Linked DNA regions of Homo sapiens: region 2 is linked to region 1. The links are chromatin loops, found by intact Hi-C in ENCODE. Cell type or tissue: PC-3. All regions are shown on one strand. Links, peaks and the distances in the headings refer to the core of each region. The heading gives the core; the rest is flanking DNA. Region 1 overlaps SDK1 (sidekick cell adhesion molecule 1). Region 2 overlaps SDK1 (sidekick cell adhesion molecule 1).

The links. Hi-C counts contacts between places; a loop is a spot of excess contacts. Peaks named below come from ENCODE experiments on the same cell type or tissue, not always from the same donor. Only the 100,000 strongest peaks of a DNase experiment are listed, where the experiment ranks them.
Region 2: a loop joins it to region 1, with 7 times the contacts of the local background. A loop is called at or near these places in 3 of 110 quality-filtered maps.

The regions. Positions count from the first base shown.
Region 1 is chr7:3,430,954-3,447,109 of GRCh38, reverse strand. All of the region lies in intron 1 of SDK1 (sidekick cell adhesion molecule 1), which reads right to left. It overlaps LOC124901577 (a long non-coding RNA gene), which reads right to left. Exons shown (of 2, transcript XR_007060196.1): 1 at 12,801-16,156; 2 at 1-7,041. Among named protein-coding and RNA genes, the nearest start is that of SDK1-AS1, 87 kb to the right of the region's middle. In PC-3, for the core only: no CTCF peak of the experiment used is centred there; DNase peaks (open chromatin) are centred at 7,609 and 10,209; H3K4me3 peaks cover 1,838 bases; H3K27ac peaks cover 1,503 bases.
Region 2 is chr7:3,373,051-3,389,206 of GRCh38, reverse strand. All of the region lies in intron 1 of SDK1 (sidekick cell adhesion molecule 1), which reads right to left. Among named protein-coding and RNA genes, the nearest start is that of SDK1-AS1, 29 kb to the right of the region's middle. In PC-3, for the core only: no CTCF peak of the experiment used is centred there; no DNase peak of the experiment used is centred there; H3K27ac peaks cover 991 bases.

The DNA.
Region 1 (16,156 bases), core at 2,626-10,625:
ATGTATTCTACTGCATCTTCAGAGATTTTAATAAGATTTCAAGTTCAGAGCTCTATAATCGGTCCCTTGCACAAAAATAGAAACCTAAAGCCCACTGCACATCATGATTCACTCAGATTGCTTCATCGTATCTCCAGAGAACTCATCTGTATTTTTTTTCAACCTTTTTCTTGACTGTTGTTCTACCAATTACATGATGTCTAAAAAGATGAACCAGGCAACAACTGAAAAAGACTGTGAAGAGAATAAACACATGGGAAAGCAATAATCTCAAAGCAAACCCACTTGACTGTTCAGTAATCCACAAACACTTGCAGCTAAAACAATACCCTGGATATTAACTATTCTTTGCAGTACCACTGATTTGATACTAGTTATTTGTTAGGGATTGAATTCAAATAGAATAATAATTTTGTCTTGTTTGAAAATAGGTATTGCTTAAAATTATTATTAACTTATTCTACAAATGCTATTTTATAATGCACGGTGAGAAAATGAAATTAAAAGCAGAGACTTATTAAATTGAGTTGAATTGATCCAAAACATTTAGCATGATACAGCTTCTGCAAGGAAGTTTCGTGGCTCTTACACAGTGTCTTTTTAAGATTCTACTCAAAGTCAAAGAAAGGACTGGCAGAAAAATTGTAATTTTTGCTGTAAGATGCTGGTAGAAAACTTATCAACTATAAGATTGTCTCCAACTTTCCGCAATTGTATGATAAAGTGCAAAAATTTTAGATGCACACAAGCCTTGGTTCATACCTTAACTCAAACATTTCTAAATTGTGTGACCTTAGCTAAGTTAATGTACTTGCATGAGTTTCAGATTCTTTATCCACAAAATAGAGATAATAGAGGGTTTCAAGGTTACAGACAGCATACACCATGCCAAGCACATAGTAGCTGCTTGAATTACAATAACCAATCTTATGATTATTAGCATGTCTTGAGAAAGAAATGAGATCTTACCTAACAGGGAAACCAACTCAAATGACAGAATTTCTCATTAGAAACTAAAGAGGACCAGAAGGGAGCAATAGAACATTTTTCAAGGGCTGAAAGAAAAGAGCTGTCAACTGCAAATTCTATATCCAGCAAAATTATCCTTGGCAAATGAAGATAAAAATTAAGACATTCTCAGTTGAAATAATAAAGAGAATTTGTCTCCAGTAGACCGACCCTCAAGAATATGTAAAGAAAGTTGAAAAAAACAAAAGTGATAAGAGAATATTAGAACATCAGGAAGGAAAGGAAGGAAGAAAAAACATAAGCAAAAATATGGGTAAACACAATAGACTGTCTTCTCTTGAGTTTTCTAAATTATGTTTGATGGCTGAAACAAAAATAATATTGTCTAATGTGATTCTTAATGTGTGTAGAAGAAATATGTAAGACAGTTATAAACAGTGTGGGGTAAGAAGAGTTCAAGGAAGGTTCATAAAATGACATAGAACCACACATATACATTGTACCAATGTCAGTTTTCTGATTTTGATGTGTACTAAATTATATAAGCAATATCCATTAGGAGCAACCAGGTGAGGAGCACAAAGAGCTCTCTGTACTATCTTTGCAAGTCCTTACACATCTATAATTATTTCAAAATAAAAAGTTAAAAGGAATGGTTCCTAACTTCAGTCATGTGAATAACTAAACCATTCAAGATGATAATTTGCTCTTAAACTTTTTAGGGGAGAGACAGCACAATTTCCTTCCACAGTTTAACCTAACTTAACCTAACCATGGTAAAAGTCAGTAAATTCTGTTTTCTTTAAAATACTTGCTCTCTCATTATTATTGAGCCCATTTTTGTCTTGGTGCTGTTTTGTAGGTATCTAAGATTATACCCAAATGCATATAAGTTTTATCAGCTGAAACCCAAGTGTTAAAATGTGAATTCTTAAAAGAATATATTGTTTGACCTGTTAATAAGGTGAACAATTTTAATATAAATGCAGCTAGTAGGTTTTTAATATAAATCTGCCTTTTCAACAGAGTAAGGCATTTTATAAGATACAATAATATGATTTCACTGTGATTTATTTTAAGAAAATAAATACACCAAAATTTATACTAAGTATCCTACAAATATGCCTACTGACTCTGCTGGTATTACCAATGTTTTAAACATTTTAAACTCATCTTTCAAAATTTTTCAAAGTAGTTTGTAAGTAGGAAATAGTTTCTTATCTTATTACTCTACATCACATAGACCTTACATTTTTGTTTGTGAAATTGGCTACTGAGGCTATTCAAACCATGCAGGTAGGGCTCTAAAGGGGATCACATTTGCAGGAGATTTTAAAAAGTCATCTGTGCAAACAGGGAACATCACTTTAGATAAAACTGGACATTAGCCAAGTTGGTCACCCAATTTAGCTGGGGACTGGCCTACTGAAAACAGAAAACCAATCAAGGACAGCAATCTAACAACTGACTGTTGAAAAGAAATATACATAGCTAGAGAGAGGGGACAGAGAGGTGGGGCCATCTAAGGCGAACACTAACGAACAACAGAAGAGTGTGTCCAGTTCTGGGTGGCCCATTTTAAACAGAATTTTGAAAAACTAGAGTTCTCTTATAAAAAGTTCTTAAATAAGGAGAAAATAGTTCCTCTTTTTAGTACTACCTGCTACTATAATTGTATCATGAAATCACCCATTGACTCAATAAATATTCATTAAGCACTCCTAAACACAGAAATACAAAAATAAGAAAGAAGAGACTACGGTAGAGAAAATAATTTGGGGAAAGGAAAATTAAAGTGACACTAAGAACATGGAAGTTGGGGATGTCTGGTAGACATCCAAGTGGAGATGTCCAACAGGCAAAACCAGCTAGCAGGCAGACATAAATACTGTAAGACCACACTGCCAGGGAGACCACCCAAAGAAGAAGGCCAACAGCTGGCAGACTTGGGCTCAGGAGGTAGCAAACATCTCTGTCTTATAAATAAGGACAGAATTAAACCCGCCCTTTCCAGGGAAAGAAGTAAAAAGGGAAACAGCAACGTAAGGTAAAGAAGGAAGAGCAGTATAGGAGTCTGGGAGAGAGCTGGCGCAGGCAGGAAGGCTGCACAACCGCCTCTCTTGAATCCTTTTGCTTCTTCTCAGGCTTCCGTGCTATGTATATGATAGAAATAAATAATGCTCTTTTGTTATTAAACCATTTGTTAATAGCACTCTGTGTTCACATCTTCAGTCATATTGACATCATGTTCTGCTGTGGTTTAGCTGAACTTGAAATAATCAGTTTGCACTTTATTATACAACTTCCAATGGTGATATCACTAGCCTGATGACAATACATTTATAAGAAAGAATCTAAAAATAAAAGCCATTACGCTGCTGACCACCAAATAAAAACAGATTTACTATCTTCAAGGTCACTCAGAGCTGAATTTAACAAATTCAGTTTCCCCTTCGCAATTACAAATGAAGAAAGTAAGCACAAATCAAACCAGCATGGAGGCTAGTGTGGCTCCAATTAATGCCGGCTGTATGAGAAACATTTAAACTTGGAATTCAGCTAGCACTATGGATTTTGTAACTAGTCATCATCTCCTTCATTAATAAGCAGTTAGTGACAAAATCAGATCACATCATCTGTGCAGTTAATTACAAGCTGGAAAATATTCAGGGTATACAAATTTTATTAGCATGGCTGACATCTGTCAACTATTTTGGTTAATTACTCTTGAATTTGGATTCTAGTCTTCAACTATTCCAAATTTTAATATATTTGACATAAACGGTTTGCAAGCTACCATTATCTCTGTTGAGTATTTTTACCTTATTCCTATTCTAAAATTGTCAAACATAAGTAGTGTTAGCTCTCATGCTGACATAGTTCTTGTAGCTAAATAAAATAAACTGTTAATTAGTACAATGCTATCTACCACAAGGTTAAGTTTTTTTGTTAATGCTTATTAAATATTCTCTGCATTGCTATATAGAACATAAAATATCTTGAACTCTCTTAATTACATGTTAAGGATATAACCCTGAAACTTTTCTCTTTACTTGGGAGGGAAAAAAAAAAAAAGCACTTAGATTTTTATTTTTACAGGCTGGATATGGATAGGGTATTGTGTTGCTTTATAAGTAAACATGCTTCCCACACCTCATCTAATCTACACATCCTTTATAGAGCAGGCTTCTTGGGAGAAATTAGTTTTTAAATGAAAGAAGACTGGGGCAAAACGAAAAGATCAAAAGTGTTCGGAGGGAATGGAAGAGACAGAACACAGTGAGTAGAACAAGTAATTCACAGAAAGTAAAGCAAAAGCAGTTCACTCAACAGTTTACATTTCACAGGTAGTCACTGGCAACAAGAACACACAAAAGGAAAAAGGAAAAATGGAGAAAATATGCTAAAAACAAAACATATCAAGTGCACTAAACTTGTACAATTACTCACTTTTAATTTCCCCATGTTACTATAATAATTTTCCATATTCTCAAAGAAAATAGGCTTAGAGAAACTAAGTGAATCCCTAAATTTGAAAAGTTAGAAAAGGGCAGAGTGGTGATTTGAACTCAGGCAGGTTGACTTCATGCCCTCAACCACAATACAACCTTGTTTCCAAAATGTATATTCTCCACTTAAAAGAGAGGTCTTAGGAGGATAGTGTAGGCTCACTCTCAAGGATAAATATGTCCTGAACTGTCTTTCAGAAAGGGTTAATTTGCAATGACCCAGTTACCATTCCATTTGTGGTCTTTATGTAACTGATCAACATGGGTGTCACCTATGGTGGTAATGAATGATCCAGCTACCTGACACATACACGAGTTGAACCTTGGCTTCCTTACTATAATCAATACTCCTTTAGAAAAATGCGGAGCTTTAACATGAAAGGCTATGTGCTATAAAAGACATGGCTATCTAAGTACATATGGCACCCTGATCTCTTTCCTTCATAACTAGAATTAGGCTGCTCCCAATAATAATGGCTTAATCTTCTTTTTTGGAGAATGTGGATATTCCTGAACCTCTGGCTTAAATCTATCATAATCTCACCCAAAATGCCCACCATCTGGCAGGTACCAGCAGGCTAGGTGAGTACACGTAACGGTCAACTGGCATCTGTGGCGTGAGGATGCTTGTGGAGAGCTGCTCTGGATAAGGCATCCCGTATTCATACCTATCATATTAAGTGGGGATTTTGTGGAGAATCACTCAGGCAAATCAAGCAAAAAGACCAATTCCCAGTGTTCTGCTTAATGTAATTTCAAGGTACCCTAAGTATCACTTTTGGTTTATGATCGGTGACACTGAGTGGTTTACATTTTAAACGCAGATAATGGTTTTACATGTGAGAGACTCAGAAATGACTCGATGTTGTTAAGATGTCTATTCTACCCAAATTGATTTACAAGATCCAATGCAATCCCAGTCAAAATCTCAGGATATCTTTTGGTAGAAACTAACAAGCTGTTTCTAAAAAGGAAAACAAAGTTGGGAGGCTAATGATACCTGACTTCAGGAATTATGATGAAGTGACAGCAATCAAAATAGAGTGGTTGCAAAGAGACACAAATGTATCAACGGAACAAAACAGAGTCCAAAAATAGATCCACACATACATGGACAAGTGATTTCCAAGAAAGTGAATAGGCAATTCAGTGAAGGAAGGGAAGCCTTTTCAACAAATGGTGCTGGAACAATTCATGTACACACACAAAAAGAGATTTTGGTTTTTTTTTGTTTGTTTTTTGTTTTTTTGAGATTTTGGATCCACACATGTCATGATGTACAAGAGTCCTCCTTATCTGCAAGAGATACATTCAAAGGCCCCAGTCAATGCCTGAAACCAGATAGTACTGAACCCTATATATACTGTTTTTTCCTATTCATATTTACCTATGATACAGTTTAATTTATAAATCATAAAATAAAATATTAACAATAACTAGTAATAAAATAGAATTATAACATACTGTAATAATAGTTATGTGAACATGGGCTGTCTCAAAATATTTCACTGTACTATACTCACCTTTCTTCTTGTAATGATGTGACATGGTACAATGCCTATGTAATGAGATGAAGTAGGGTGAAAGACGTATGCATTGTGACGCAGCATTAGGCTACTACTGATTATCTGTATTCTTGAATCTGTGTAACTATCCCTCACTTGGTGTAACTCATTTCAAGGGATCCCTTGCTCAAGTCGTCATATAGGCTGAATGATTCTGGCACAACACATTGCTGTCAATTGGAACATCTTTTTGGTTCGTATCTTCCACTCACAAATTTACCTTTCCACCTTAACTAAGCACTTAATACACATTGTGGCCATAACTTTTGCAGTTTGAGGTGCAACAGCAAGACCAGCATAAATTTACTTGTCCTGTTTCACAATTTCATGGATAGATTTGTTCTTAATCTTAGCAACCTCAGCATATTTTTCTCTTTCCTTCTTAAGTCAAGAACGTTCACCTTTTCATTTAAAGGAAGCACTTTCTATCTTCTCTCTGGCACATCCTAATTGCCAACAACACTACTCCTATACTTTGTGGTCATTATTAATTAAAATAAGGGTTACTTGAACACAAGCACTGAGATACTGCAACAGTTGATCTGATCACTGTGAACCTCAAAGAGCAAATCCCTCAAGATGAATCCTGAGGGGCTAACTGAGTCTAATGGTCACACATGTACCCCAAGTTTCCAGAAAACCTACACATCTGTTTAACTCCGAACCTTCGCAGCTTACCATTCCTGTTCAGGCCACCTGAACCAACAGACTGTATAGCCTGCACCAACCAATCAGAAATCACTTGCACTGAGCAACCTGAACTAAGCAAGGTGGACTCCTTCATTTGAAAAAATATACCTGAATGCAAACCTGGGCAGAAAGATGCTCTATAAAAGCTCCATCCTTCCTTTGTTCTCTGGAATACACCTTCATTTTACAGGGCACAAGGGATGGTGCGAGATTCCATCACACTACTCAGGACGGTGCACAATTTAAAACTGATGAATTATTTACTTCCGGATTTCCATTTAATGTTTTCGGACCACAGGTGACTGAAACTACAAAAAAATGAATATGCAGGTGAGAGGGGACTACTGTGAATATGTCAAAGCATATCAAATTATATATCTTAAATATTTCCCATTTACTATATTTCAATTATATCTCCATAGAGCTATAACTTAAAAAAAAAGTCCAGCACAGGGTAGTTTGGGAGTTAATGTAATTATTATCCCAATCTGACCTGCCTCAGGGCATCTGAGGACAGCACAGTGCCCTCTAGTAAGCAAGGAGGTCTTCAAGGGTGTAGTTAAAGCTGTCATGGCCATTCTCACTATCTTCCTCCCACAAAGCTGGTGGCTTTAAATCATGATCATAAAGCTAAATCATGTATAAATGACAATGTTTTTTCTGTTCTATAAAGCAAGCTGTATCTTATCCAAAAGTGCATCAGATCATTAAGAAACAAATTCAAAAAGAGAAATGTACTGACTTTTTAAATCCCATTAGAAAGTATTAACTATGCCATCCCAGGACATTCCCACAACAGTGACTCACAGAGGCATTCCCTTACAGATTCAGAATGAGTAGTATGTTGCAATCTGGATTTAGCTTATGCTTCTTGGCACATTAACTGATTGCTGTCCACTGAGTCTTAGGAAAGGTTGACCAAACCCGAAACAATCTAACATTACTCTTCACTAGTGCTCTAGAGGCTTGTAAGGAGCGCAACAGTAGTCTCTAGAGGAACAGCTGCATCCGGAGCTTGCATGCTACTCATATATGATGACTTGAGAAACATTAGCTTTATTGGTTTTTAAGCAAGAAAGCGACACACGTTTTAGATGAAATGTTCACTCAGGGGAAATAAAAGAGTTTATTTATCTAAATAGGTTAACTATATTGTGTCTAACCACCACCCCAAAAATGTGATGAACTGCACATTTGAGATGTTGGATAATTAATAGAAAGGGGGGCCGGGCATGGTGATTCACACCTGTAATCCCAGCACTTTGGGAGGCTGAGGCAGGCTGATCACGAGAGGTCAGGAGTTTGAGACCAGCCTGGCCAACGTGGTAAAACCCCATCTCTACTAAAAATACAAAAGTGAGCTGGGCGTGGTAGCAGGCAACAGTAATCCCAACTACTCGGGAGGCTGAGGCAGGAGAATCACTTCAACCCAGGAGGCAGAGGTTGCAGTGAGCCAAGATCGCACCACTGCACTCCAGCCTGGGCAACAAGAGTGAAACTCCATCTCAAAAAAAAAAAAAAAAAAAATATTAATACAAAGGGGAAGAAAACAGGGTTGCTGCCAATGATGGAACTTAGTAAAGTATAAACTTTTCAGGATAAAGACAGATGAGTTGTTTGAAGTGAAAGGAGAAGATTCCAAGGACAGAAAGATTAAGAGTTTACTGAGGAAAGAAAGAATCAAAAACTTGGGTTGGCAATAGAGATGAGAGGTCCCACACCAACTAAGTGACAGCCCCAGATTGAAGCCAGACACCGTCCACTCCAGAGCCCATGTTCTTAACCATCCTACTGACCAACTCCTGCATGCCATCAGCAGCACTGACACATGGGCCTTCACAATGGACACTTCATGAGACTGGCAGTGTCTCTGCAGCTGTCCTCACTGTGTAGACAGCACAGATAAGACAGAAATAGCGGCCACAGAAAACGTAACATTTATGAAGCTTCTCTCATATGTAAATGTTAGAATCTAGAATACATCATTGTAAAGAAGAAATTATTTCGAATACACAGCATATTCTATTTTCTCTGTCTTCACATGAAGGTGATAGATATAGCAGAGACAACAGGCACATACTATAAAATGATTACCCTAGTTAAATGTTTTTATGCAGAAGTCATATTCATTGGGAATATAAAATAATATAGGTCTTAGCAGCAAACGTTCAGTTTAGTATTAACTATGATACATAAAATAAAATGAACAAAAAGACCATGCAATGCAGAACATTAAAAGCACTCTGGGGCAAAGGCAGGATGCAGGGGGCTAGGTCAAGAGATCTGGGGTGCGGGTTAGCTGTAAATAACTTAATTATTCCAAGTCCATTTCTTCATCTATAAAATGCAGAATAATTCCACTTGCCCCAACAATGTCTCAGGTCTTAGAGGATTAAATGAGAGAGTGTAAAAGAAACTGCCAAGGCTCATACACAAACGTAGGGGGAGTATTCTCATTACCACTGCGTTCTCTCTTTCAGAGATGTCAACTACGTAATCCCTTCACTTGGTTTCAGTACTACAAAAGATGGAACTTCTATTCAGCCAAAGCTTCCACTAAGGTATCTGAATAATTTTTTGGTATCCTTAATCATATCTAATTTTTTTAGTATTATTAATTTTTTGGCAGAGACAGGATCCGACTCTGTCACCCAGGCTGGAGTGCAGTGGCACGATCACAGCTCACTGAAACCTGAAACTCCTAGCCCTGCCCCCTGAAATAGGTGGGACTACAGGCGCGCACCATCACATCCAGCTAACTTTATTTTTTGTAGAGAAGGGGTCTTGCTGTTGCCCAGGCTGATCTCAAACTCCTGACCTCAAGCAATCTTCCCACCTCAGCTTCCCAAAGCTCTGAGATTACAAGTGTGAGCCACTGCACCCAGCCGATCACACGTAATTTTGACTGCTGGCACATGAAATAGAGGATTACTGGTTTGTAAATTTTCACATCTTTTTTTAAAGTTTGCTCTCTACACACTGCAAAACATTAGTGACATTATGCTAAAACATTCTTTATAGAAACTCGCATTTTGTCCTTACAAATGATTACACTGATTTTTTAATTCCACCCCAAGGCCCACCCCTCAAATCTGGGAAATAACAATGTTATAAGACTTTTTAAGAGAAAAAAAAACTTTTATTACTTACCACTCAGGTTTTCAGACATATTTTTTGCATTGGAATATCTCCTTTCACCCCTGAAGGGTACTGAACAATAAAGGTGAAGGACTACAGTAAAATGTCCCGTATTGATTTTTAAAGGATGTATTAATCGTCTTTTAGTGTCATGAGATCATGTGGAAAGAAAAGCAATGTGAAATCAGACCAGGCTCTCCTGGACTGATAGAGGAGCAGCCGCTGCCCCTTACATATATAACCCAGGAAATTTTTTTTATTGTGACTAATCCGTTAGACATTCTATGTTCTACATTTTTTGCTCAATAAAATAAATAAATAATGAGGTAAAGATACACTTTCATTACAGAACATTCTATTGTCTATGTAGGTTCTTGGGGAGGGTAGACGAGTTTTTAAAAGGCAGTTTAACATTCTTCTGGCTCTTATTCACAACTCTAGACTACAGATTTCAGGGAAAGGGGAAGACAGTGAGGACAAAGAATCTGTTCTAATTTAAACATTCTTCACGATTTAGTGGCAATTACTTCTTTTAAGGTTCAGTCACCTTCAAAATATTACACGATAAAAATAAGAGAAAAATATTACATGGTTCATAGCCAAGAACATTAATAAGAGTACTTTCTAAAGTATAATCATTATTTTCATTTTCTATTTAAAATTTTTCATTTTTTATCACCTCAGTTGCCAAATTTCAATCTTCATTGATTAAAAACACAGCAAAACTCCTTGCATACAGATTTATTCAGGTTTGCAAACATTAAATCATCATTAGATTAGAATGACAAGCATGACAAAATTAATACAGCAGAAGAGGTTCAGGGAAATATAAAATCTAAAATGTATTGAATTAGGTTTTAAATTGAACCCATACAAGCTTAAGTTCAATGAAAACCAATATTGCACACTTTTTAATCAATTATTTCGTAATCATCCCTCTAAATCCTTTAATTTACCGAGAAATCCTATCTAAAAAGTTTTCTAAAGTCAGCCATAAAATACCACTGAAATGCAAATTGGGTCTAAACTTCCACTAAGTCCATCAAATGTCAGCTTACTTCATCAAATCACTTTACATAAATGAATCTTAAAAATGTCTTCAGTGTTCATTAATGTTACAATTAAGAACCATATTATATTGAAAATAAAACAACCTATTTTGAACAATCATGGATTTAAACTCTTTAAAATAACTTATCATGCAAATCACATGATATTAAGCTCATTTATAACTTCTAAACAGAATTTAAACCTCTCCAAAGTTAATGTTTAGGCCAGAGCAACAGTTCTGCTTTTTCAACTACATCCAATAGAAGAACCTTTGTTGCTTCCTTTAACACAATCTTGTTAACAAATGATCACTGGAGAGGTTAGGGCTGGAAATATAAGTTTGAGAGTAAGTAATCATTGTAAATCCATGAGAAAGCATGAGGGACGTAGAGACTGAATACGAGCAGAGCAGAGAACAAGCCACAAGATGTCCCTTAGAAGACAGGCAGTGGGAGTTGGACTTAGGTGGGGCATGTAAAGTAGGATAGAGATGAGTTACCCTTCACTTCCTCTTTAAAAGCCCCCACAGAGTGCAGTGGCTCACTCCTGTAATCCCAGCACTTTGGGAGGCCGAAGCGGGCGGATTGCCTGAGCTCAGGAGTTCGAAACCAGCCTGGACAACACGGTGAAACCCCGTCTCTACTAAAATACAAAATAATAATAATAATAATCATAATCATAATCATAATAATTAGCTGGGCGTGACTGTCTGTGCCTGTAGTCCCAGCTACTCAGGAGCCTGAGGCAGGATAATTGCTTGAACCCGGGAGGCAGAGGTTGCAGTGAGCTGAGATCAAGTCACTGCACTCCAGCCTGGGCAACAAAGCAAGACTCCGTCTCAAAAAAAAAAAAAAAAAAAAAAAAAAAGGCAGTCCCCTTCATAAGTCAAGTATCAAAATAGGTGGATTTGGTGATCACACTGGAATAGATCTCTCCAGTATAATCTGTTTTAATGCCTAATATTTTGCTTTCTCCCAATCACTATCTTCCATAAATAATGAGAAAAAGATTTCAAAAAAAAAAATACAGAGACTTTTGCAAAATTATTAAGAATCACAATAACTAAGAAATCTTTAATTTATTTGAAGCTGAACAAGTTGCAATGAACTAATCAGAAAAAGAATTACATAATTTGGTACTTTTGGGATATAACTTTGTATCTTATTAATGGGATCCAGACGGAGATTTGACAGTTAGGAAAAGTATTCAAAAATTGTTGTAAAATTTTACTTCATCATCTTTCCTCTAGAAAACTCACCTGTGAGATGAGAAAACATGAAATAAACACTGCGATGAAATGGCCAATTCTAACCTGTATCTCAGTTTTCTGGGCTCAATGAGGAGTCTTGGCAGGCTCCACTAGGGTGTGCTCTGTCCCCCCCCATGATTCTATCTACACTCCCTGCAGATGGTTCCAACTCTGAACCCCAAAAGCAGATAGGCCTGGGTTAATGATGGCAACAACTCACACCTCACAGGGAGGCAAATCGAGAGAACTGGTTAAAACCATCCACACTCGGTAAAGTTGGCTTGGGCTGAAACCCCAGCTTGGTTACTTAGCTGGCAAAATGACCTTAGGTGAGCTACTTAACATCTTTGAGCCTGAGCCAGAGATGTCCCATCTACAAAATGGAGATAATACTTAAGGAGCTGTGAGGATTAAAATGAAAAACATGCAAGATCCTTAATAAATGTTAGCTGTAGTTATGACACTCCGTCTTCTCCAAGAGAAGTGGTTGGCACGCGAGCTACGCAAACTTCCTCAGGGTAAACCACAGTGGCGTAGGGCACATAGCCTCAAAACAACAGGGAGGACACCTAAGTAAAAAGTCCACCTCATATACCAAAACCAAGGCGAACAAGGTGGAAATTCTCTTACAGGCTCCTGATGAAAGAAAAATCATGTTGACATATTCATCTGCATTAGAAGAATTTTAAAACATGATTTCCTAATCTTCTCTCCATCACGCTGACTCTTTGGCCTGGTAGAGTGAGTAGTACAGCTACTGAGCCTTCAAAAAGAGAGGAAAAAAAAATCATCACAAAATACGCCAAAATTACCAGCAAGAACAGGTCATAAGATGAGCCCATATGGATAGATTTTGCCTTGTTTCTGTTTCATTGTTGCACCTCCTTCTATTGACTGCACAAATGGAACACTACTTTAAATCATCAGATCTGTGGGATGAAAATTCTTAACACTTCCTTCTTAATGCATTGCGGTAGTTATGCGCAAAGTATCCTAACAAAAGTTAAACTTATTAATAAATCATTATATTTACAATATCATGACTTTCATGTAAAACTGTGTCTAAAACACATATTTCTGAAGTCAACCACGGCTTGTATGTACTCTGTAAGGTTGTCAAGCTTGTGATTTACAAGAGCCATGTTCAAGATGAGAACGTCTCAAATTTACAATAGTATTCTTTTTTCCTCCAAGCACTGACTATTGCTCTTAAAATTTTTCTGAATCAATTGAGCTGGAATGACAAAAAGATTTCCAACATGTTTGTATTTGATGTTGGTCCCTAAAGCCTGCCATACAAAGATTAACCATTTCTTGGCCAGCCAGTCTTTAATGTAGCAATTCACTTAGTCATTGTGCTAGAAAATTGTTTCTATTTCATATAAACCTAAGGAAGAGGAAGAAGAAATAGGGAAAGAGAAAAAGGAGGAGATGCAGACACAGAAAGAGAAAAAGAGGAGAGTTTACCAACCAAATACAATAATCCAGGAACCTTCCTTACCTCTTCTGGAGAAAAGAAATAAAAACAACTTCATCCAATAAAATAAAATAAAATACTACTGGAAATAAAAACTTCAACCCCTCCTCTCAAGAGACGAAATGACTAAACCAAATATCAACTAACACACACCTTTTGAAGTGTGAAAGCATGTGTAGATTACAGCAGTCTGGTTTAACATTCACTTGAAGCTGGTTGAAACTAGAGGGTTGAGGCAGATAACTAGATAATGTGGACGAAGCCAGGCATATTCTCTGACCTCCATCTGGTTTCACTTGGACTTGCTAAACACCGTACTGTCACACTTAGAATCCACTGGTCAACTTGAATTATGTTGACTGGAATCTCTGGGGATAGGTTTTGCAACCACGAAGAATCCTTGTTTGAGAAAATCTTCCTCTAAAATGAATGAAAAACTGCGTAACTTGGATAGAAACCTCAACACCAATATAAAAGAATTCAAAGATTCTAGTCACTCTCTTCTGTAAGTGAATATTTACAAGTTAGTAATAACATGCTATGAATCTGTACAAGAATGAGGCTCAGCCATGAAATTCTTCCTAGAAAAGCAATTTTTCAGGCTGGTTTAGGAGAAATCTCTTTCAGATGAAGAAAAATTCTATTTGTGGATTATAAAAGAATTTTGTTGCCATATTTGTGGAGGGAAACTGACTCTTTCAAAAGCAACTTAAATGTGGGTATCCATCTATTTCACAACCGGATCAATCAACACTCTTCTATGACAGTGCAGGCTACAGTCTACACTGGGAAGACAGCAAACCTAGGTTCCTATTAAAATTCAAGTATTACCTTGAGCCAGACACAGGTTTTTCTATGCGAAACCTAGCAAAATATGTTTCTTCCCTTCGGTAGTAATCTTTTAAATAACTAAAATAGTTACCTAAATTCAACATGAATATATAACAAACTACTATTTCTTCCTACTACATTAATCCTTTGAGCTTGTTTACATGTTAGCTTTTAGGATATTTTGCCCCCTGGAGAATTCACATCTAGGAATAAGATTGCCATAGTACAAATCAACCTTTTGACACTGCTACATCAAAATTCTAGTAGCAACAGATAAACTGAAACTGCCTACAGTCATTCTTGACTGGGGCAGGATGACATGCTGCCAGTGTCCCAATGCCACGACCAATTTGATGATACTAATGTCATCACGATAGCCAAAATACAGCACAGTTGGCACTAATGTCATTCTTAACCTGGAAAAAGTTCACCCCAAAATCTTCAGGTATGGGGATATATATATATATAAAAATATATATTTTTTAAATATAAAATACATATATATATTTTTTTTTTTTTACTGCAGCCTGCAAAGCTCTGTTTACAAAGTATTTCACACAGACTGACTGAGTTATTGTCATAATTTTATGAGACAAAAAGTCATGTTAGTCTCACTCTATTCAACGGGTATATTTTGTAAACTGGGATGTATAATTTAACATTTGTTAATCACAGTTTAAACACCCCTGAGAAAAGGTTAGGTCTTAAAGGAATTCTAGGGAGAATCTTTTTATAAACCGCAGGCTTCAGCCATTTAAAAAAAAAATCACTCCTGATTTATGTGAGATCTAATTATTCAGTTTGCTCACATATGAATGCACCTATGTTTCTATCAGGTAGATCCCATTTTACATATGAAGACATAGACAGAGGTTAAGGTCCTTTCTCAAGGTCACAAAACTAGTCATTGCAAAACAGTTCATATCTCAGAGCTCCAAACTCCCCATCCTCCCTTAGTCCACCAGGCTATGCTGCTTCTCTGAGCTGAAAGTAGATTACAATAAAAGATTACCACAAAAGTTTGATTCTCCCACTCACCACTTCATGGACTGTCTTTACAAGTACAATACTAAAAAAAATTGATTTGGTATTCACCTTTGGTATTTTTCATTGCAATGAAGCAGCAAAGAATGTGACTTAAAAGGCAGAGCCTTACTCATAGACCACACCAATGCATATGTTTTCAGAGTAATCATCTACAAAAATCAGCAGGCTATTAGGATTCTGGCTAAGTAAAATGAATTTGCTTTAAAAAAAAAAAAAAAAAAAAAAACCTCCCACATTTTCAGAGTGATTCTACCCGGGGTCTTTCTTCATATCACAGCTCTTTGGTGGCACTTTATGATCTGGGGGTACTTTGGATGTGAAAGTATAGTTTGGAAGCAGAGCATGTATGGTGATCATTGTTTTCTTAGTTTAAAAGTGATAAAAGGCCAGGCGTGGTGCCTCACGCCTGTAATCCCAGCACTTTGGGACGCTGAGGCAAGCGGATCACTTGAGCTCAGGAGTTTGAGACCAACCTGGCCAACATGGTGAAACCCTGTCTCTATGAAAAATAAAAAAATTAGCCAGGCGTGGCAGCATGTGCCTGTAGTCTCAGCTATTCAGGAGGCTGAGGCAGAAGAATCACTTGAACCCGAGAGGCGGAGGTTGCAGTAAGCCAAGATCTAGCCACTGC
Region 2 (16,156 bases), core at 3,860-11,859, 59 kb after region 1:
GGAATTAGAACCTGGACATCATTGGGGTAACATTATTTAGCCTTCCACATTTGTCTAGAATGCTATTCTCCCCCCACTCCTTTACATCTGCCCTTATTCCTCCCACCACTCATTCCTTGTGGTCCTTCTGTCAGCTTTTACTTAAAATGTCATTTCCTGAGAGGCCTTTCCAAACTACGCTACCAAAAAGTTGACCCCATCAGTGATTCTGTATCACAGGATAATGCTATTTCCTTTCCAGCAGGTATCACGGCTGCTATTAATTGTATTCTCTCATTTGTTTACTTGTTGATTACCAGCTTTCCCACTGGAATGTAAACTCCATTTGGGCAGGCCACCTTCTCTTTATCATCTGTATACTCTAGCATCAAGCATGTGCCTGACACAGTAGGTACTCGATAAACACACGTTGACTTAGTGTGACAGAAATCTCATTTAAAATTGCATCCCATAATATAATATAGTTACATATATCATACTTTATAAAATTCTCCCTTTATCAACTCTTAAAAATGTCAAGGAATAATTTTTAATATCTCATCTCCACTAATGCACGAAACAGCTTATACGTTTCAAACTAGAAAGTACACACAACTACTACTTATGTGGTGAGTATTATATCATCAAAGTTAATATTTGAGAAATTCAACTTTTCTAAATGAGATTTAATAACAATTCTTTGGGAAGCTAAGATGGGGGGATCGCTTGAGCCTAGGAGTTTGAGAATACAATGAGCTATGATCTTGCCACTGCACTCAAGTCTGGGCAACAAAATGAGACCCAGTCTCTTCAAATAAAATTTTCCTTTTTTTTTTTTAATCTTCAATCACATAGCGTTTGACAGATGAGATTTTTTTTTTAATCTTCAATCACATAGCGTTTGACAGATGAGATTCCATAGGTATGGTTTAGACCACAGAGAAAATAAGGCTTATTCAACCTCAGAACTTTACATACATAAAAATATATACACATCCACAGCATTTATAAATAGAAATTTAACAGTGAACCTTATCCCATCTCATTTTATAACTAAAATAACTGAAGACTAGAGAAGCTACTCTGGTCACAGTCACAAATGTGGTGCAGTCACAGAGCCAGAACTGAGAACCCCAGTCTCCAGATTCCCAGAGTGCCTTCTATCTGAACATAAATATAGAATAAAATTAGGACAATGCAGATTTGTATTAACATAGTGGTTGACAGCATGAGCTATGGAGCTAAACAACTTTGGTTTGAATCTCGTTCTCTCACTTAATAGCAAATTATGTAACTTCTATGTAGCACATTTTTCTCATGTGTCAAATAAGGATTATAATATTAGCTACTTAACAGGGTTGTTGTGAGGATTAAGTAAACCGCAACGTGTACAATGTTCAAAATGGTACTGACATGTAGTAAACACTGCATGGACTTTATCAAGTATTATTTTATTAAGCAATATATTTTTCCATTTTTATTGTGGTAATAGACAGGTAACAAAAGATTACCACCTTAAACATTAAATGTACAGTTCAGTGATACTACATACATTCACATCGTTGTGTAATCATCACCACTATACATCCCCAGAACTCTCTTAAGCAATATACTTTATCACACACAAAAATGCAATGGGAATTACCATTTATCCTCACAACAGACCTGGGTACAGGATTAAAAACTCCACTGTGATTGGCATATGCAGCTCTTACATGATGTTGGAAGTGTCAGATTCTGTTATAAACAGGAGACAGTTTTAGAAGGATCTGATCCTTGCTGGTGCCAGTTGCCAAAAAGGAGACAGAGCTTCAGAAATGAAATAACCTTCATCAGGGTGAGCTCCTACAAGGAGGTGGGAGAAGACAGCCCACCTCTGGACTTTGAGGAGATGAGGAATCTCTAAAGGAATTCAGGGGTTGGTGGGGAGGGAGGATGAGGGCCAAGGCAGGAGGGCTATTAAAGGTGCTCTATGCCTTCTGAAGGTAAAGGGAGAACTAGGAAAAACCTCAGTAGGCAATCCCTAGTACACATATAGATGTACTCTGCACAAAGGTGTCTAGCTTGGGGGTATGAGTCGGGCCTGAAATCATGCCCTAGCACCATGCACACCAACTTGGGGCTGGTTCAGAGGCGTGTCAGCCAAGAGTAAACATATGCTCACTTGGGAAACCATTTTTGAAATGTGAAAAGCCACTTACATGCAAGCAACCATCTCAACTAACTGAAGATGAATGTGCCATAGCTCTAAAGTTAGAATGCCTGAATTCATGATTCATGGAGCTCTCTGGGTTTTCCTCTCTTTATTCCTCTGCAGCATTCAGTAAAGATGTCTTTAAACATGACAGCCTTGTGTTAGTTATGACATATGTTGTCTACTCTTGGGCCAAAACGTTGAAGAAGGAGCAGCATCCAGTCCCCCAAAAGATAAACATGGTGATAGCAGCTGCCATCAGCAGAAAACCTGCAAGAAGTCAAGTCCCCGGGACTCACTGGAGGCTGCCCAGTACAGCTGCACTCCCTACCTACAGAAGCTGAACTGGAAAATCTGGGCTTGATTTTCATTAGGAAAGCAGCATTTCCCTGTAAATGGTGAACAGGTGGACTGGGCATAGTTCCAGAAGGAAAATGTTTATAGAAGCTCAGAAAGTCTACTTCCACAAGAATCTCTCAGCAGAGAATACGGAAAATAATTCAAACATCATGAGTAGCCTAGGAGAAACTAGAAATTACTTCTAGACAGCTCTGTTAACTCTAAACAAAATATGAGTGTGTTTTGAAATGATTCCAAGAGTCTGACAAAAAGCTATATAAAGCTAAATCACATTCTAGCCTAAAAAACTTCAACTTTAACTCTTTTAAAGGCAACATCTTTGTTTTACATAAAATATTCAGAAATTCATGATAGCTAAAACTGCAATCTGCATGGTATTAAAAGTATCACCAAACCCAAACTTCTAATAGATAAAGTATAAAACCAAATCTTGCACATCTTTGTATCACTAACCTTACACTACACAATCAGTTATGATAATTTGGCTGGATGCTAATACATAAAACAAGTCTTATTTCTGCTATCCAATTTTTTTTAAAGTTATCAATTTTAACATAAGTGGTTCCATGAATTCCTATGTCTACCTACTCAATCCTGTCAAGAGAAACATTTTCCCATCGTTTATTTGAGTAATATTACTAACGAGTGAAAATCTATAACATTATTTACCACAGCTTCCCTCATGTGGAAAAAAAAAATCCATGCAGAGGAAAGGGAGAGCACATGTATTTTGATTCTACTAGAGAATTTTACAGAAGTATGACTACTAACTAACCTATACATCTGACAGAGTCATTAAAGTGCTGAAATAATGGGTGTAAAAATCATATAAGCAAACAAAAATTTGGTCTAAAGCAATTTTGTTATTGAGAGATATTACAATCCCTTACTAATCGCCACAAAATATGATCTCCATCTCACCTCACTAATGATATGTGCAATAAAATGTCTGATAAGAATTATAAAGGAAAATAAAGTAGGTAAAGGGATAAAGAGATACATACGGGGGCTGTATTTTGGTGGGCAGGGAAGTGAGAGGTTGACTGAGAGCTGAAATAAGATGGAAAGAAATGGCAAGTCACCTTGTTTTAAAGAAGATTCCAGGCAGAGAGACCAGCAGGTGCGATGGGTCTGAGGCTAATCCAGGAAGATTCTGGAGTTTTTTTATTAGAAAAAAAGGATGGAAGTTTTTAAACAGTAGAAAAAAAATTATTGTCTGCTAACAGTAAAAAAATATATTTTTTTATGTTCATTACTTATGAAAATTAGTATCTTCACCAAAAAATGGGAATTTTCTTCCCCTATATATATGAAATGGAAATGTTAAGTTACATTTGTTTTTTAATAAAGCTTTCACCTGTATCAGGATAATACATTCACAGCGTACCTTCCAATTGGTTAAAAATAAGTTTTTGATGTCTTCTATAGATATTTCAACAGTCTTACAAGGTATTATCAATTCATAGAGGAGAAAAACTGAGGCTCAGAAAAAGCCCATAACTTGCCTAAGATGACGTGAGTGGAAAGTGGTAGAATCCATACCTGAACCCAGGTCTCCTGACCCAAAATTCAGGGTCTTTTCCCTCTGACAGACTTAATATTGAAACAGTACTGACAAACTGTTTGTGTTTGATGTTTCAGGTGTCTCTAGAGAGAGCACATCTACTTTCTCCAGAATGTCACACTTTAAGCCAGGGGACAGGGTTTTCTGCATCCTGAAGAAGGCAGCAGGGCGTATGCCACAGACTGGTGAAACTCTCTCATCCATTTACTCAACAATTATTTTCTGATTTCACTATCTGCTATATACTACGGGTACTGCAGTAAGTAAAATAAAAATACAAGCATACATATATGTGTGTACCTATGTAAGTGTGCATATACGCTTCAAATGTACATATTGATGTATACTGGTATATTTATATACATATGTACACGTAGGTGTAAGTGCAGCAGATAAACATGCCTGCTGCATTTGAATGCTGGAAATTCGCGATGTGGCAAGGGAAGCTACAGCTAATCTAACAGCGTATCTCAAGACGGTTGTGTAGAACACAAATCAGCGAAGTCCTTCGATGTTCGAGGGTATGATGTAAAACAAGAGTGGAAATGTCTGTCTTCAGACAAGCTTGGGAAACACTGGGTTAGACAACGTTAGATTTATTTGCTCTAGCATTTCTCAAATCCTTCAGTATGTGAGTATACACTGTGACTCTTCTAAAAGCATATAGGACGCAGTCTTTCCCAAGTTTATTGAACCACAGAATCCTTTTTGGAAAAGCATCCCTGAAAAAAATTAGTACTCTTCAGAGTGTCCTTCAGCATATGTTATTAAAAATCAAAGTTTTATAAAATAAAAATGAAAATCAGAGTATATTTCAGTTACTACTGTGGAACCTGCTAATAACTATAAAGCACTAAAAAGTATACATAAAAAATACTGGAAGATCAATTTTAAGAAATACATAATAAAGTTGGCATTTAAAGATAAAATAAAAGCTTTAATACAATATTAAAGTTTTCTTCCATGAATAGCTGTAAAAGAAGTTTCATTTCAAATAAATACAGTGATAACTGCCCATTATTTCTACCTAATCACGGCCTAAGCTAACTCTGTATAAAATACAAAAATTTAACTTACAAGCTTCAAGTAAAACCTCAGTAGTTCTATAAGGATAATAAATGATCTAAATCATTTAAAATATAAAATGTTTTAATGTCTTATATTCTGAAATGTAAGAATGTGTTGTGACCCATAAGATTGACTCCAGCTGAAGGGTTTGAACACGTTTCTCTAAAGAGAAAATATTTTTAAAGGCACTATTTACTGTTGTCCTTTGGATGAGACCCATTTGTGAAAGGACTACTCTAGTTAAATTATTCAAATGATACTGGCATTTAATAGGCTCTATGCATCAAAGATGTTTGATAATCATTAACCTTTTAGGGCTACAGTAATTTGTGCAATTAACTTGGGGGAAATTATTTTTCTCAGTCGTGTAATTAATTGTCCATGCCTCTTTAAAGAATTCTTGTACCTGAACTAAAAGTTACACGAAAATATCAAGACCATCCAGTTTAAGATCAGGTCCTCAAAACAGAGAGCACAATTAGCCAGATACTTTTTAAGTGTCTCAAATAAGCACAAAATCTGATTACATGGAGGCCAAAAAGAGATGGCTAAAACCGCTTCACATCTTTTTATCCTTTTATTGAAGACTTCCAAACTGGGGAGAGGGAAATCACCCCATGTGTTTTTTTAATAGAAACAGGGTCTCGCTGTCACCCAGGCTGGAGTGCAGTGGCACAATCATAATTCACTGCAATCTTAACCTCTGGGGCTCAAGTGATCCTTCCATCTCAGTCTCCCTAGTAGCTGGAACCACAGGCACATGCCACCACACCAGGCTAATTTTTGTTATGTTTTGGTAGTGACAGGGTCTCACTATTGCCCAGGCTGGTCTCACATTCTTGGCTCAATTGATCCCCCCACCTCAGCCTTTCAAATTGCCAGGATTATAGGCCTGAGCCACTGCACTCAGCTTTCATCCCATTTCTAAATTCATAATTTTGAATGGGATTTTTTTTAGCGGAAATGCAAGAATTCAAGACAACATTTTATTAGTAAAGTGGGAGAGTGGGTGATTTGCTAGTAATATCACTGGTTGATACCTATGGTATTCATAAGTTGGGGATAAAGTGAGAAGATAGAAAGGTAATCTTTCTTTTTACCCAAAATAAGCTTCAAAAATAGAAGAGAATATATGTTGATCACAAGTCAACAAATATACAATAAAACAGAAATCTACTGAATTAAAAACCAATTCACAGGTATCTCTTGGGGGACTACCACTCAATGAATCAGATGTTGTGAAAAATGCCCCAAAAAACTATTCATGTTGTGAGACACTAGATGTGTAATGATTTTTCTCTATGTTTTGCCAATATTTCTAATCGTTTCCTCAAAATATAATTTTGCCAACATAGGAAAAAGCAACATCGCTAATCAAACATACTCATTTAAAGTATATTATCATATTCAAAAACATGATTTTTTAAATCAGGACAATTAAGACTGCAAATATTTCAAAATATTACAACAGATTATGGCAATCAAAACACTTAGGGCAATGCCTGGCACCAAGTAAGCAGTCCACTGACCTTGGCAATGATTGAGGTGAGGAAGTGTATTAGGTAGAGACATATAAAAATGCCGATGTTTTATATTTCTCTTGCTAAATAGTCAATTTCATATGGCTCAATCCACAGAACAGCAGCTGGCACCACCACTCTGGAGTCAGATACGTGGTTCAAATTCTGGTGTCACCACTTACTAGCCACGTGATCTAGAACATGTTAAGTTCTTTGAGCCTAGGTTTTGTCATCTTTAAAATGGGGATAAAGGGTGGGTGCTATGGTTCATGCCTGTAATCCCAGCACTTTGGGAGGCAGAGGCGGGAGGATCACTTGAGCCCAGGAGTTGGAGACCAGCCTGGGAAACAAAGGTAGACCCTGTCTCTACACAAAAAAAAATGTTTAAGTTTGAAAAAAAATAAAAAATAAAAATAAAATGAGGACAACTAGTAACGCCTACTGCATAGGTTTTTCTTGTGCATAGGGAAGGTGTTTAGCTTTTTGACTGAGACAGAGTAGGGCATCAATAAGTATTAGTTATAAATTACTTTAAGACGAACGGTTAAGTTTTAACTGCTTTTGTGCATATTTATGCTTCTATTATCTGTAGTACTAGTAGGTATCATTCAAAAATGTCAACTAAAATTTTCAAAAATAATTTCTATGTAAGATAATGGCACTCTACAGACATACACTGACCTTAATTAAATTCAGGTTCTCTAACCATGACTGGATTCTTATTGCAGCCCAATTACCCGCATTTCATGCTCTCTAGAATTTCTGTCCACACACCTTTCCTGCCTTCTTTTAGGGAAGGAGAGGTGCTTTTCTCCTTCCTTCAAAGCATATCCCCTGGGCTGTGGATCTCAACCCCTTCCACCTCCGTTGGAAAATACAATCCTTCTAGGATCCTTCTCAAACGTCTTTAATGGCCCTTCCTCTCCTTAGAACTAAGCATGCTACAGTATCGCCAGCCTTTAAAACAACCAACACAAAAAGGCTTTTCTTGAGCCCCAGTCTCCCTCAGGTCACTCCCCCTTCCCCGCCCCCTCTCTGTCCTGCGTAGTTGGCATCAGTTTTTGAGAGGGGCTCACTCCCGCTGTCACTGCTTTGCCCCCCTTCACCATGCAGCCCACAGTCACCAGTGCGGGTGCTCTTTCTCTAAGTCGCTCTCTTTTGCTAAGCCTCAAGTTCATGTCTCAGTTCCTAGTGGACTTCACTCGCCAGCATACGGGCAATGTAAACTCTGCCCTTCCCCCTCTCCTAACCTGTGTACCACTGGTCCACACCCTCCAGGTGACCACCTCCTCCCACTTGCCCCTCGTTCTTGGTTCCCTTTGAGAATACCTATTCTTCTGCCAGTCTCTTCAACACTAAACTTCCTTTCAGTCCCTTCATGGATTCTCTTCTTACTCTGTATACTCCCCCTGAGTAATGTTAATCACACTCTTGACTTCAATTACCACCTCTAAGCACATAACTCCTGCAGCTGACACAGCAAGTTGCCTACCAATATCCATTCTCTCCTTATTTATTAACAGAACTCTGATTTTGTTTTGAACAGCAATGTGCTCCAGTTTGAAAAACATAACCACAAAAGCTTGATTTCTCAGGTTTCCTTGCAGCTAAAGACGGCTTTCTCACAGTTCTGGTCACTGAAATATAAACGGAAGTCTAATGGGGGTGGTTTCTTTGAAAGCTACTATTTTTCTGATAAAAAATAAAAAGGACAAGCCAACTAGCAGGCCCTTCCCTTTCGCCTGAATCACAGATGGAGTTTCTAGAGGGGCAGCAGCCACTCTGTTATGATGAGGTCAAAAGCCGTACTCTACAGTAAATCAAGAAGACAGAAAGAGTCAGTCTCCTTAATGACATAGCTCCCCTACATGACCTGAACTTGAAAACGTTAAAAGCTTAAAGCTTGTGCCTTTAAGTTACTTGGTTAAGCAACTGTTCATCTGAATTTGTTACTTGCAGCTTAATACAATCTCAAGTGTTACAACACCAAAGTTGGCCAAACTGAACCGCCAATTCCTCAAACACATATTGTCAGCCTGAATATGTAAGTGCTATTCTGCAGACACTTCAGTCTCAAGGTAGCTCAAAATGATAGCTTTTCTGTAACTCTTAAAACGCTGTGTAGGAGACAAAGATTTTAAGTCTCTGATCACTGTGAACCATTTAACAACGTTAAAACAATTACATTATGAGATACTAGCAAGAATTCCTAAGGATAATGTTCTCCTTTGTGTAAGTCAGCTTTGTCACCAATCACAGGCCATTTCCAGTAAGTACACAGTAACATCTTTATAATGTTGCGGATATTGACCTAGTGACAAACTCTGCATTTACATAAGCCAAACCATAAGATAAACATCATTTTAGGAACTTTTTTTCTGATTATAAAAACAATCCACAGTCATAGAAAAGTTGAAATTCAAATTAGGAGTTTTAAAAAGGTAATAAAAATCATTTGTCATCTCACCTCTCACAGACAACGTTTTTGGTATTGGTATATTGCTTCCCAATATTAAATACAGGTTGAAAATCCCTTATCTGAAAGGTTCAGGACCAGAGAGCCTTTGGATTTTTGGATTAGGTTTTGAATCTTTTTCAGATTTGGGAATATCTGCCTCATATCAACTAGCTGAGCATCCCAAATAGAAAAATACGAAATCTGAAATGCTCCAATGAGCACTCAGTTTGAGCATCATGTAGGTGGCTCAAGAAGTTTTGGATTTTGGAACATTGCAAATTTCGGATTTGGGATGTTCAGCCTATATGTATGTATGTGTCTATATATTTCACATACAGTACATAAATTCATGCTTTTCCATTTATTGTTTGCATTGTAAAATGCTCCCACGTCATTATTCTCTGAGGTTACTTGGATCAAAACCAAGTTCATCTTTTTCTTCCTCCCAAATCCCATTAAACAGAAGAAAAATACAGAATGAAAATGAACCACAGCAATAGTAAATGTCCTTGAGGAGTGATGCTGGCAGACCCCGTTCCCCTCCATCTACGAATAAAGGTCTTTCCCCATCCTGTTTCCAAAGCTTGGAACACTCTTATCCCCATTCCCGGTCACTGAGTCACTCCTTTTCTTCCTTGGAATCTCAGGTCAATTGTCACACGTGCTCCAGGTGGACTTCCATGGCAACCCCTCTCCCAGTAAGTTAGCCTTTTCATATGCCCCCTCAGCGCAGGGCAACTTCTCCTCACAGAACAAGAACTACGTGTGTGCAAATTAATTGTTTAATGCCTGTCTCCCCAACAAGACCATACATAAGCTCCATCGTGACAGGTCTTCTCTTCACCATTATTTTCTAATGCCCAGCACATTGCCCCGCACAATAAAGAGTTGTGGAACAGATTAAATTTCTAGAAAAGTGACGGGACCAATGATGGCAAATCTAAAGAAATAGAAGGAACCCATGTCAGTTGAAAAGTTTCCTCAGCAGAAGCTCAGCATAATCCCATTATCAGTGCAGCACAGGCCAGGAGAAGCAGGCCATAGATAATTGGCCAAGTAATTAACGAGAAGCTGGAAGAGCTGAGCAAGTCCTCGTTTGAACTGTCTGACTCAGGGGTCTGCTCCGGGGAAGGGGTGGGAGGTCGGTGAGCATGCATGCAACTCTCCGATGAGAGGTCCTAACAAGGAAGACAGCAGAGCCGACAAAGTGACCAACTCCGTGGAGCAGAAGCCCACCCCGCCGGCCCCCCAGCGAGCAGGGCAGCAGAGTGAATACCCTGCCCCGCTATATGCTCCCTGCCCTTCCCCTGCAAAGTCACCTGAAGCTGAGCTCCTGCGTGAGAACCTTCACGCAACGCTGAGTTGCAGATCCTTACCTACAAATGTGAACAGAAATACAAGAAACACCAAGCCTTTGAAGTAAACAAACAGCATGAAAGAGGGCCCCCCACTGCACAAACAGAAGAGACAGCAGAGAGGTTAAGAGGGCAGGCTTTGGAGTCACAGCCTGGATCCAAATCCCTGCCCGACCTCAAGGTTTCCTCATGTGTATGTGTACACTCCTGACCCCTGGGTACATGGCTGATACAGTAAGCAGAAGAAAATGTCAAAGTGAATATGCTCGAAGAAACGCAAGTGATAACACCCACAGAAAAAAGAACAGGTCATCTGAGCACAAATGTCTACCTCCCGTCCCACCCAAGGTCTTATGAACTAACAAGGACTTTTGTTTTTAAGTAGAATTAAAGAATCCTGCAAGACAAAAAACCAGTGCCATCAGCAGACCATATATTTTATGGAATGCCTAGAAAACACAAAATATGTGAGACCAAAACTATGAGGGACTCTTGGAAGACAGAACAATGTTAATTGTAGCCCCCGAAAGATGACTGAGAGCAGTTCTCAAGGGATCCAAGAGAAGCTCAGAGCCAACAAATACAGGCAAGAGTGGCTCAACAAGAAGTTGATTTAAAAATAGAGTTTGGGGGCCGGCGCAGTGGTTCATGCCTGTAATCCCAGCACTTTGGGAAGCCGAGGCAGGCGGATCACTTGAGCCCAGGAGTTCAAGACCAGCCTGGCCAACATGGTGAAACCCCCATCTTTACTAAAATACAAAAATTAGCTGGGCATGGTGGCGTGCACCTGTAATCCCAGCTACTCGGGAGGCTGACGCAGGAGAATTGCTTGAGCCCAGGAGGCGGAGGTTGCAGTGAGCCGAGATCGTGCCACTGCACTCCAGCCTGGGCAACAGAGTGAGACTCTGTCTCCAAAAATAAATATATAATAAATAAATGATAAAATAAAAATATAGTTTGGAACAGCGTGGCTAGGAAGCACCCCCACACACAGCCCCCTGCCCTGTGTGTGGCAGTGAAAAAGGAACCCAACATGGATGAGTTCTCTGTGGAGAGCTTCAGGTGTGGACATTAGGGCTTGAGAGAGAACAAAGGGAACTCAGAACTGTTACAACAGACACAGAGACGGGGAGTCGTGGGATGAAAAGCAGCAGCTCTGCCTGACAGGGTACACTGCTGCACCTCCTGACCAAGTACTGCTTATGATAGCAGTGTGGGGGGAACCCAGCTTTCCCCACCCAAACAGCACCCCACGGGGAAGCTTGCCAAGCAACCTGACCACATTCCAGAGCCTGCAGTCCATCCTCCATTTAGCGCAGGGGGCAGCTGGAATGTCCACACAACTACAGAGAAAACCTGCGGCAGCTGCAGTATTAATTAACCTAGTCCTTTATCGTTAAACATGGATATTTAGCTGAGGACCATCAGGACTTGAAGATCTTAAAGCATGGGAGGGAAGGAGCAAGATGAAGACACACAGCCACAAACCCTGGGAGAAACAGCCACAATCAACGTGTCTAAGGCAAGTTTTTAAAACTCTAATTCATATCCTCAGAGAGATTGAACAGCTATACACCCACTACAGAACAGAATCCTAAAAGAAAAAATTTATCAGAAATTAGTTTTGCAAAAGTAATTGCCAAAATAAACTTTTCGAAGCAGGGCTGAATGTTAGAATCGATTTCAGAATAGAGAGTTGGCAACAAGGAAGTTAAAATTAAAGAAATTACTAATATTGAGAAGAAACCAAGATTTAAAAGGTATGAGTACAATGTTGAGAAGTGGAGACAGATCCAGGAAAGTCCAAGAGGAACTGGAAAGAGAGACAATAGAAGGGGAAATAGAGGAAAAAAAGAAAGAAAAGAAAAAGGAAGAAAATTTGACATTTTTGAAATTCGGGATTTTTTTTTAACAGTATACACATCTTTCTGTGTGTGTCCGATTACCTTAGCATAAATTTACACAATAGCTGAATCAATGTGCACTCATTTGGTATTTGCATTTTGAGACATGTTACTAGACTGCCCTCCAGAAAAGTCAGACAAATCTGTGTCCCCACCCACACCGTATAATCTTCCTGCCAATCAAGGAATCTCTTTAACCTTGTCGGTCTTTTTCACCTCTGTGAATCTGGTAAATACAATGTGACCTCTCATTGTTCTAAATTATATTTCTTGGCTAATATCTGTTCATACATTTATTTCTACTTTGTGAATTGCCTGTTCGTGTCCTCAGCCATCCCATTTATAGAGTCTTCTTACTGATTTTTAAGAGTTCTCCGAGACACTGCCTTTTGTAATACAGGTTGCTCAAATCTTCCTAATTGGTGGTTTATCTTTCACCCTGTTTATAAGGTTTGTTATTTTAATTTATGGCTTGGGGATTGCATATTCATAGTTAGGAAATCCTTCTCCACCCCAAAAGTTTAAAATTTTTCAGGCTTATAATAAATTAACGGTTCCATTTTTACATTTAAATATTTGATCCATCTGAGATTTTCTTTTTTTCCCCCAAGGCAGGGTCTCACTCTGTCACCCGGGCTGGAGTGCAGAGGCATGATCATGGCTCACTGCAGCCTCAAACTCCTGGGCCCAAGCAATCCTCCTACCTCAGCCTCCCAAAGCACTAGGATTGCAGGCATAAGCTACCATGCCCAGCACATCTGGAATTTTCTTGATGCAGAATTCAGTAAGAATCCAACTTATTTTTTCCCCAATTCTAGCTGGCTATCCCCACACCACTGACTGAATAATCCATCTGATCAGTTACTTATTGCTGTATATGAATTACCCCAAAACTTCATGGCTTAAAACAGCAATCAGCATTTTCTCACACCATTTCTGTGAGTCAGAAATTCAGGAGCAGCTTAGTTCTGTGGCTCTGGTTTAGCTGTATCCACATGAGGTTGCAGGCAAGATGCCTCCCAGAGCTGCCGTCATCTGAAGGCTTCCCTGGGGCTGGAGGATCCACTTCCCAGATGGCTCACCCACATGGCAGGCAAGTTGATGGTGGCGGTTGACCAAGGCCTCAGTTCCTCTCCACAAGGACTTCTCCACAGAGTTGCTTGAGTGTCCTCACGAAAGGTAGCCAGCTCCCCCAAGAGCAAATGATGCAAGGGAGCACAAGACAGAGGTTACAATGTCTTGTATGATTTACCCTTGGAAGTCACACACTATCCTCTTCATTCTATCCTACTGGTTACACAGGTCAGCCCTACACATGTAAGGAGAGTCTATACACGGATAAGAATACTACAAGGCAATGATCACTGGGAGCCAACTTGCAGGCTGATAACCAACCATCTATTTTACACTACTTTAAAATGAAATACATTGAACACACACTAAACCCCCATATGTACTTGGGCTTACTTCTAGACTTTATTTCATTTTCTGTCTAGTCCTGGGTCAGTATTATACTGATTTAACAATTACAGCTTTAGCATAAGTTTGTGACATGTAAAGGCAAGTCTCCACTAGTGTTTGTTTTCTAAAATTTTCTCACAATGCACAATTTTTTTTTTTTTTTGCAAATTAACTTCAGATTAGCTTTATTACATGTGAGAGCCCACACTGGCCTCTGTGATAAACCGTGGTAGACACTATCGGAAAATGCGTATGCAGCATCATTAAACATGTAAAACGTTATTCAACTAATACTTGCTTAAAATCACTGCACATTAATTCACTAAAAAATATTTAACGAATGTCTACTATGTGGCACATACAATTACAGGTGTTAGATATACGATAGTGAACTAAAGAGACACAGTCTGTGTCCTTCAATGGGAGTGACAGACTATAAAGAAACTGCATAAAATACATGATTACACCTAAGTGCTGTGGGAAAAAAAGCATACAATCTGAAATAATGGGCATAACAAGGGGACCTAATCAATTCTGAAAAATTTTAAAAAGTCTCTTTGAAGAAATATTACTGAATCTGAGACCTGAAAGGTGAATTAGAGTTGACCGGGGGTGTGGGGGTGTGGGTGTGTGTAGTGGGGACTGGAGGAGCAGAGCATGGTTAGAAATTGGTCTAGGCAGAGGGAACAGAATATGTAAAGGTTCTGGGGTGGGGAAAAACGTACCTTATTCAAAGCACTGGAAAAAAGGCCAGTAAAAATATAGTGTAGGTTAAATTGGAAGACCTGTATAGTGGCCAAAGGAGTATGCAGGAGAGAGACCTTCTGGTGGCAGCCACTGAAGGGCTTTCAGAGTTACAATGCACTGCTGCCAGGTCTGTGACTGGCTATGACACTACAGTAAGGCAACCCAACCTCCAAAGACTTGACAAGTACACGATTTATGTGAAGAAAATCAATTGTAGAAAAAAATATTTTGTGTAACCACAGCATCTGATGACAGTGAGTCCTCCTGTGCACAGCTTGGGGGCAGAAGTCACAAGTCTTCCAGAAAAGGAACATATCCCAAGTGGAAAACTTCAGATCAGTTAAGTGGGGTGGTATTGCTCATAAGGAGTGAGCCACTTTAGGCAACAGTGGGTTCCTGATTCCAGACTCAGCTCTCCCCCAATTCCCCAGTCCTTCAACTATGCAAAACACACTGCAGCAAATCCAAGACTTCCATTGCTCCAATTACCGTGGATATCAGAGTGTCAAGTTAAAAAAAAGAAAAATCCACAATTTGGACTGAGATGACATTTAATTTACAGAGCAAAGAAACATGGCATTTTACAAAGTTAGCTATTCTTATGTTAAAACAAAGTATGACTTCATGTTTTCAAACTTTTTAAAGATCCTCTTTAAAGTTTTATGGTTTTCTTCATATAAATCATGTACTTATCAAGTTTATTTCAAGTTTTTGGGCTTGTGATTGTGAATGAGGTCTTCTTTGTTGTTGATTATAAATGGTTAATATATACAAAAGCTACTGAAGTTTGTACACTGAATTTGTGAACAAGCACTTTTATTAAATTGCTTCTAACCATTTGTCTGTTGACCTTTGTTTTTCTAATCATATAATATCTTCAAATAACAATTTTGCTTTCTCTTGTCATTTAGTATTTACTTTTTAGTGCCAAGTAAAGTATCGCACATCCAAAAAAAAAAAGAACAGAACATTTTTAATGGTGTTGCCAACAACCTTATTTGGGAAGCTTAAATGTTTCTAGGGTTTCACTGTCATAAATGATGTTGACTATTAATTTGCAACACACCTTTGACTATGTTAAGATGGAAAACACCTTTCAATCCTTTTACTAAGGGATTTTCTTTTTAGAAGGGATAGATGTTAAGTTTTGTCAAGTACCTCCCTAACATCTATTGAGACCATATGGTTTTCTGTCATTGACTTGTTCATAATTTGAATTACAGAGAGAACCTGACTTGCAATTTTTCAACTTTGCAATGGGACCCATACAACCATTCTGTTCTTCACTTTCGCTTAGTGTTCAATAAATTATATGAGACTTTCAACACTTGATTATAAGACAGGATTCGTGTTAGGTGATTCTGCCCTTCTAGGCTAATGTAAGTGCTCTGAGCACGTTTAAGGTAGGGTAGGCTAGGCTATGATGTTCAGTAGGTTAGGTGTATGCATTTTCAACTTACAATATTTTCAGCTTATCAGTTTATAAGGACATAGCGCCACTGTAAAACACACTACATCCGTATAGGAAATTTCTTAATACTAAGCA